Linked DNA regions of Homo sapiens: region 2 is linked to region 1. Evidence: read pairs that join two places in POLR2A ChIA-PET (ENCODE). Cell type or tissue: MCF 10A. All regions are shown on one strand.

Region 1 (4,000 bases):
TGCTTCAGTTTGGAAAAGTGGTTTTAAAAAAAAGCTGGGGTCAAGATATATATAGTGGAGTGAAAATGAAAAAATAAACAGCAGTGTTATGTTTGCTAAGGACAAACTTAAAGCTGTGTTTTGAAAGTAATTCATGAGAATTCCCATGAAATTAAAACACATGATCAATTTTGCTGTCTTAAGAAATGACTTCAGAAACACTAATAAGTTTCACATTTTGGTTAGAAGAATCATTCCCATACTTTTCATTTATTAAAATCACACATACAAAGTTTTGATGAAATCAGGATTAGTTTTAAATCAACTATGTTACTGAGATTAGTGGAGAAAGAAATTTTAAACAGGAGCAGTGCCTAGGAAGAAATAATTTTAAGAGGCCTAGTGGACCAAACAAAAAAGAATGTATTTCTGAACCTGTTTATGTGAAGAGATATTGTGAGCTGCGTATTTAAGACAACACCCTTGCTATTGGGCAAGAAATCTATTTGGCAAGCTCAAATAGGAAATAACTGTGATGCAAAATGGTATGAGTATCACTTGAAAAAAGCTTATAATAAAAGAATTACAGGAATTCAAAAGGAACTTGAACCCAGGAGGCGGAGCCTGCAGTGAGCCAAGATCATGCCACTGCACTCCAGCCTGAGCGAGACTCTGACCTACTGTCACTCCAGCTCAGAGTGAGACTCTATCTAAAAAAAACAAAGAAGAAATTCAAAAGGAATATGAGCTCCAGTTGTAATTAGAGAAGACTTCATGAAAATACAGATGTGAGATGGTTGTTAAGGGGCAGAGCTTTCTAAAAGTGGAAATAGAGGAAGACGTTTCATGATTTATAGAACACAACCTAAATGAACATTATTATTATCTTTCAGTAAATATTTACAACATGAAAATGATTTGGAAGTCATCTCATCTGCCCAGATTGATTATAAGTCATGAAAAGCAGTGGTGATGGTTTAAAATGTCTTATAAATCTGAAGCTTATGACTATCCTTCATTAGGAAATGATACAGAAAAACTCCCTTTCCTCCATAATGATTGCATTTTATCCCAAACACCACTGCTGCTAGGTTATTTCCCTCTCCTCCTGTCTCATTCTCCTGGGAAGGAGAAGGAGGAGAAGGAGAAGGATCAGCATAACAAAGGCAACAGACTGAAAGCTTCGAGGAGGTAGAATAAACACAGAATATGTGAATTAAGGATTAAAAAGCATTCACTGGATTTGATAATATAGAGGTAAATGGGTGATGTCGACCAAAACAAGTGAAGCCAATTGTTTCCCCCGTGGTATACAATGCATTTTTTTTTTTCTGATTCTATGCTTGTGCATGACCCTGATGAGTAGTAAATCAATTCAACAAGAAGGTTGAATTGTTACCCAGTAACTTTCATTCTTCTTAGGGTATGAAAATTGGCCACTGAATGTTCTGTTCCAAAATTCCCTAAGCAAGTTAAGCTAAATATCTGGATTAAAAGATTTATTTTGATTTTAAAATGGACACTACATATCTGGCTTATTTAGTCTGCAGGCACTTTTTCATCTTCCAAAAATATTCTGAAAAACAAAAAAAGTCTATCATAGGCTACTGAGCATATACACTGCAGGGCTTTACTGATTAACATGTCTACTTCTATTATTAAGAAATCTTCACCAATTTCCTTTTGTAACATCCTTAGCTGCTTCAAAACCAGTACTATTATGTTTTGGTTATCTGGCCCCAAATATATATATATATATTTGAGTTTTATAAAATATATATACTAGTTGCCTCCTTTTGACCATAAGAACACTTAGACTTTAAACTGTGACATATTTTCTTGAGTTACATTTGACAATATACATTATCATGAGGTTGGAAAGGAACCTCAAATGGCTCTCTAATCTCTTGTTCTTTCTAAGCTACCCAAAAGAGCAAATCAAATCTTTTATTAAAGCTATCAGAAAAATTTTTTTATGTCCAAACTGAATTGCCACAATAGAACTTGGTTCATTATTCCTATTCTATAAAGATTACAGGTCATTAGTTATCTGCCTAAATAGCCTCCTCCAAATTATCAAGTTACTAAGTGACCTCACATATCAACTATCTATTGCCACAATAATGCTGGCAGCTCAAAACTTAGGTGTAAGACAATAAGCATTTATTTTTGCTCACGAATTTTGAATCAGTGGACTGGGCTGGGCTGGACTAGTCTAGGCGAACCTTGTCCAGGCTTGCTTATCTGTCTACCATCAGCAAGCGAGTTTGGGCTTGGCTGGTCTATGACGGTCTCACGTGAGATACCTCTCCCCCATGAGGTTTCTGATCTTCAGCCAGGCTAGCTTGGGATTATTCTCATGGCAGAGACAGGTTTGAGAGAGGGAGGTAGGGAGATGGAGGGAGAGAAAGCTAAAGCTTGCAAGGTTTCTTGAGACCCAGGCTTAGAACTGGCACAATGTCACTTTTGCTACATGCTATTATTAGCCAAAGCAAGTTTCAGGGACACCCAGATTCAAGGACATGGAACAGAACTCACCTCTCGATGGAAGAACTGGAAATTGTACTGCAAAAGGAGTAGATATAGGCAAGGCTGAAGACCACAGTCACTTTTACAATCAACTTACCCAAACTTCATGGAGTCGTTTCTTCAGATGAAGTAATCTGCTATTAATGGTGCTTCCCCTCCACCCCTAAATCTAAGCTGTGCAAACATTAACTCATTTTATCATTGCAAAATAGAATTTTTCTTTTTCTTTTTTTTTTTTTTTCCAGACAGGGTCTCACTCTGCCCAGGCTGGAATGCAGTGGCATGATCTCAGCTCACTGCAGCCTCAACCTCCCCAGGCTCAAGTGATCCTCCCACCCCAGCCTCCCAAGTAGCTGGGACTAAAGGCACACCCCACCACGCCCGGCTAATTTTTGTATTTTTTTTGTAGAGACGGGGTTCTCGCCATGTTGCCTGGGCTGGTCTCAAACTCCCAGGCTCAAGTGATCCACCAGCCTCAGCCTCCCAAAGTGTTAGGATTACAGGCATGAGCCACCATGCCTGGCTGCAAAACATAATTTCAAGAACACTGTTAAACTGAAATTAAGGTATGCTGAAATTAGATGACAAGTTGAGGTTTTAATTTAAAACCACAAGCAGTTGAGAAATACAGAGTTTATGAACTTAGGGGGAAAATGACATAAAAGCTACCTTACACAGTAGACAATATGAAGCTGTGCAATTAAGAGGAAATTATGTAGCCTAAGTGTTTTTCAAATTTTCATTCACTATTTAAAGCCTACCATACAGTATTTGATAAATTATGATAAATCATTTTATTCAAAGAGCAACACTGATGAACTTTTAAAATGAACCATTTATTAAATCAGACTGTTATTCTTAACAGTTATGTAAGTTACATGTATGTTTAAGTCAGAGTATTTCACATGGAAAAGTTTTTAACTCCTATAGGCAAGCAAAATCATATCACACAATATATAAGTGGGAAGGGGATACTGCTAAACATTCAAATAAGGCAAGTATATAAAAACAATAAAACAATAATGAAAAAATTCAAGCATTCCTTTAAGAGAATTCAACACTACAAGCTAAATGTACTTTCTGAGTGTATTCGTATAATCAAGGCAGTGTTTCTTCTTTTAAAACATCAGGAAATGGAATAAGGCTCATTAGTAGACACAGCTGCCCTCAAGATTTCAATTTCAGTTGCTTTCTTTAAATTAAAATTCACAAAGTACACAATTAAGATATATCAAAAAACTGAATCTGCTACTCTAACAACAGCTGTCCATGCTTAATACTTAGTGGTTTATTTGACCAAATTAGTCTTTTCAGGGGGAAAAAAAAGATAAGCCACTGTAAAACATTTAGTTTGAAATGTATGCTAATATTTTCCTTAGAAATCAAAAGTTATGGAGGAAAAGGGTCATTTATTATAAGGAAAAGAAAGCAAAACACTAGAATGACCAAACATTTTCAAGGAACAAGCACCACAAAGGACATTTGCATTCAG
Region 2 (4,000 bases), 76 kb after region 1:
GCTAAATAATTTGTATACATGGACATAAAGAGTGGAATAATAGATAATGGAGACTCTGAAGAGTGGAAGGATAGATGGTGGGTGAGGGGTGAGAAATTACTTAATGGGTACAATGTACACTATACTAAAAAGCCAGGCTTTGCCACTATGCAATATATCCATGTAACTAAACTGTACGTGTACCCTCTAAATCTATAAAAATAATTTTAAGAAGTGAGTGCTAGTCTTCATCCTCGACTAAAATATAAAATGCTTCACTGTTCCTCCCTTTTCGTTTAACCCTTTCACAATTCTCTGGCATAACCTGTAGCACATGCATGTTATAAAAATTTAGCAAATTTAACAAATTTAGCAAGATGTCCCTATTAAAACAACTAGAAAACAAACTTACTTTTGTAGCATAAGGTGAAAACATAACACACTTGACTTTTTTGGTAAAGGAATCAAACAAGTTATTCCATGCCCTGACACATAAGCTTTTCTTCTTTTCAAATAAGTTAGTCAATGTAACTTTATTGGAGTAGACCTGGCTAGGTTAGGAATAAAGAATGGCTACATGCTGGACTAACTACTATCAAGCACACCAAATTAAAAAAACAAAAAAACAAAAAAACTTTGCTGTCATCATCATCCAACAGATGTCATCACACCCAAAACCCACCTACTTAGAATTTCTTTAGGACCTTTAGTTTAAGAAATGGTACCTTTGCAGCATAAGGGAGTAGGAAAAAAATGGGACTTTGAAATCACACATATCTGTGCTCAAATTCCACCTCCATTTCTATTAGCCATGTGACCTTGAGCAAATTACTTGATCTATGAGAGGACTCAGTTTGCTGGTTGACAAGTACCACAAATACAATTCTAACAGTTTACGCAAAAAGGAGGACTTATGACAAAGGTAACTAGGATGTCTCTGGAACCCAATCTCAGGACCATGGACAAAGGAACTCAAATACAGTCAGGACTCTGTGCATCTGCTTCTTTGCACTCTTTGTTCTAGAAGCCCTGGCTTATCTAGCCCACAGGGCAAGAAACAAGGCCATTAACAGTTCCAGAGTTTTGTATCTCACAGCTTCAGCAACTGAAGAGAAAACAAATTATTCAACCTCTGGGCATGGAGGACCCAGGAAAAGTTCTGAGTGACTTGGCTTAGTAAAAAAGTGTCTAAAACCAGGCCAATAAACCACAGAAATGAACAGAATTGTGATTGGTATCTCTGGCCCCTTCCAAGCCAAAGTGATCTTTACAAAAGACAGATCTGATCCAGTAATTAACCCGATTAAAACTCTTCATGGCCTTCCCCAATAGACTTAAAATCCTTAACCTCGTTAAACCAAACCTCACGTAGGCCCTCTGCATAGTCTGGCTTCTGTTTACCTCTGCAACCTCATATCAAGTCACAATCCCTCTTACACTAAGCTTTAACTGTTTCACCTGTTCTTTGAATTCTCTTCCTTTTCCACCTAGCTAACTTCCACTAATCTTGCCTCTAAGAAGCCTCCCCTGACTCCCAGTGTAAATCCAGTTCCCTCTTCTTTTCCTTTACAGCATTCACCAAAATTTCTAAGTACAAATGTATTTGTTCAACACCTGTTTTTTACTATACTGTTAACTCCAAGAGAATAGAGACCTGTCCTTTTTAGCACCTACTTGGCCCTCAATAATTATGTGCTGATTATGAACTATGAATCACTGGTTTAACAAGGGGGACCCACTAAATGAACCAATTACAAATGAGGGGACAGTAGCAGGCAGGCAGAATTGTTATTATCAAGTTATTAAAATGACTGCTCCAACAGAAACTTATCAGTAAAAGGGGAGATAAAGCAGTTCTGAAACAATCTGGGCTTCCGCTAGGCAGAACAAACAACTTGTTCAATTCAGTTAACCTTTTTCTTCAATTAAATCCTTATAGGGCTATGATAGCAATTAAACAAGATAAATAATAAATGTGACAGCATCTATACAGAATCTTGTACATCTAGCAAGCAAGCAATGTCACTTCTTTTCCTTTTGGACCATGTTACACATTATTTTTGAATATCACTGATCTCCAAATAATTATTAAATACTCCAATGCATATGACAAAAATAGCTGTTTCATGACCTCTTCCCTCACAGCACCCTGATCTTTCCACATGGAACAGAATGACTTCTCTTTTATTCTGTAGTAATTGCATACACTCAAAATCCATTTAGCTTAAACCAAAAACAGGCACTGGGAACACAAAAATGAAGCAAAGCAAAACAAAACAACCAAACGCTTACAACAAAACTGTCCTCAAGGAGTTCACAGATTCACTTTCTCAATCTGCCTTCAGCTCCATCACATCCATACCAAAGCTCCATAGCACCCCAGGTAAGGCTGCTACAAATACAAGATGCCCCGTATTTTATGGGGCAATAATCCATCTTTATATCTTCATACTCCCACTTCATGACCTCATTCCAAAATTTTTTCCTTAAAAAAATTCTATGGAGACTGACTGGATATGATCTTTCTTCAAAGTATGAATAAAATCTACCCTGACTTTACCAATAGCTCAAAATAAGGAAACAAAGGAAACAATCCAAAAGAAAAATCCTGTTTCTTGACAGTGCTGGGAGTTTATTTTTAAAAATTAAAACAAACAAAAAACCCATCACAAAAATAACGCCTTTAAGAGACTAAAAAATCTTGCTTCTGAGAACAGGCACGTGTGAAAGGATCAAGACTACTTTCTTTTTCAGAGGTAGGTCCAGAAAGAAGAAATGTCCTCATAAGAGGGACGTAAGCGGTAACTTTAGGGAAAATGAACTCTCAGGAAAAAAAGGGGGTTACACCAAGCTTCGAAGTATCTTAGAATTTTATTTGTAGCTAAAACAGATCTCCGAAGTCATCTACTTCTACCTTTTCATTTTATAATCAAACATCTTGAGAAGTAAAGTCACGCAGAAGACTGCATTTCCTTCTAATTTTTGTCATGCCCTAACTTCTTGTCCCAGATAATGTAAGCCTATGCCACTCACTGAACTGAGAAACAGCCTCCTCTTCAAGTCCACTGGGTGAAAGAGAACAAGTTCCTAATAATGTTGTCATGTCTAACACAAGAGTTACAGATCCTAGCATTTCAGGGTACATCTGAAACTTATTTTTCCCATAGAAAGACTGTCATACAAATTATTATAGGTATTTTAATATACTTATGCTAATTATTAACATAATTTTATAATTTCTTTAGTATTAACATAATCCTATAATTCAGGTATTTTATTATTTAAATAGGCTTTAGTGGGCTGTCTGTGACTCTAACCACTAAGTATACTGTTTCTGAGAAAATAAGACTCAAGTTCCAAACCATTTTACAAGTTGTAAAATGTAATCAATTGTGTAGTAAGTTAGAACTACCAATTCACAAAGACTCAAAATTATAAGCTGAATGTGATAAACTTAAAACACAAGATTCTTAATTTTATAAAAAGTTCCACTTCAGGGGTCATTTATTTTTAACAACTAGGTACTCAAGCATTCAGCATAGGATTTAATTTACATATATCTTTTTTATTACTATTTCACTAGAAAACGTAAGTCACAAAGAATCAAACACACTTCTATCTAGTGTAGGAAAAACAAAAAATATGTTAACATACATCTTCATAAAGTGAGCTATAAGAAGAAAATTGTTAATATTTCATAAATCAAAGACTACTAACATATACATTATTAAGTATCTAGTGCCAGTTCAAAAGTGTACAGGTAATGGAATTATATCTGAGCAGGTAAATGGAGTTCAAAGAACCTTGAAATTCATTTTTCTCTTTTCTCCTGAGATAAAGTTATACATTTCATTAATTATAATGTTTGATAAATCTTTAAAAATGTTTCACTAAATATATTAATTCAATGGATATTCTTTACCCATTCATTTTATTTGTTCAACAAAGAAAATTGAGCCCCTGCTATTTGTTAAACACTATACTAACAACTTTGGATTTATGACAATAAGCTGCAGGTCAG

What was found. Peaks named below come from ENCODE experiments on the same cell type or tissue, not always from the same donor. Only the 100,000 strongest peaks of a DNase experiment are listed, where the experiment ranks them.
Region 2: POLR2A ChIA-PET joins it to region 1 with 8 read pairs; 5 of 35 experiments call an interaction of 5 or more read pairs at or near these places.

The regions. Positions count from the first base shown.
Region 1 is chr6:110,096,494-110,100,493 of GRCh38, forward strand. WASF1 (WASP family member 1) reads right to left here. Exons shown (of 11, transcript NM_003931.3): 11 at 3,326-4,000. Among named protein-coding and RNA genes, the nearest start is that of WASF1, 81 kb to the right of the region's middle. In MCF 10A, no CTCF peak of the experiment used is centred here; DNase peaks (open chromatin) are centred at 528 and 2,248.
Region 2 is chr6:110,172,722-110,176,721 of GRCh38, forward strand. All of the region lies in intron 2 of WASF1 (WASP family member 1), which reads right to left. Among named protein-coding and RNA genes, the nearest start is that of WASF1, 4.9 kb to the right of the region's middle. In MCF 10A, no CTCF peak of the experiment used is centred here; no DNase peak of the experiment used is centred here.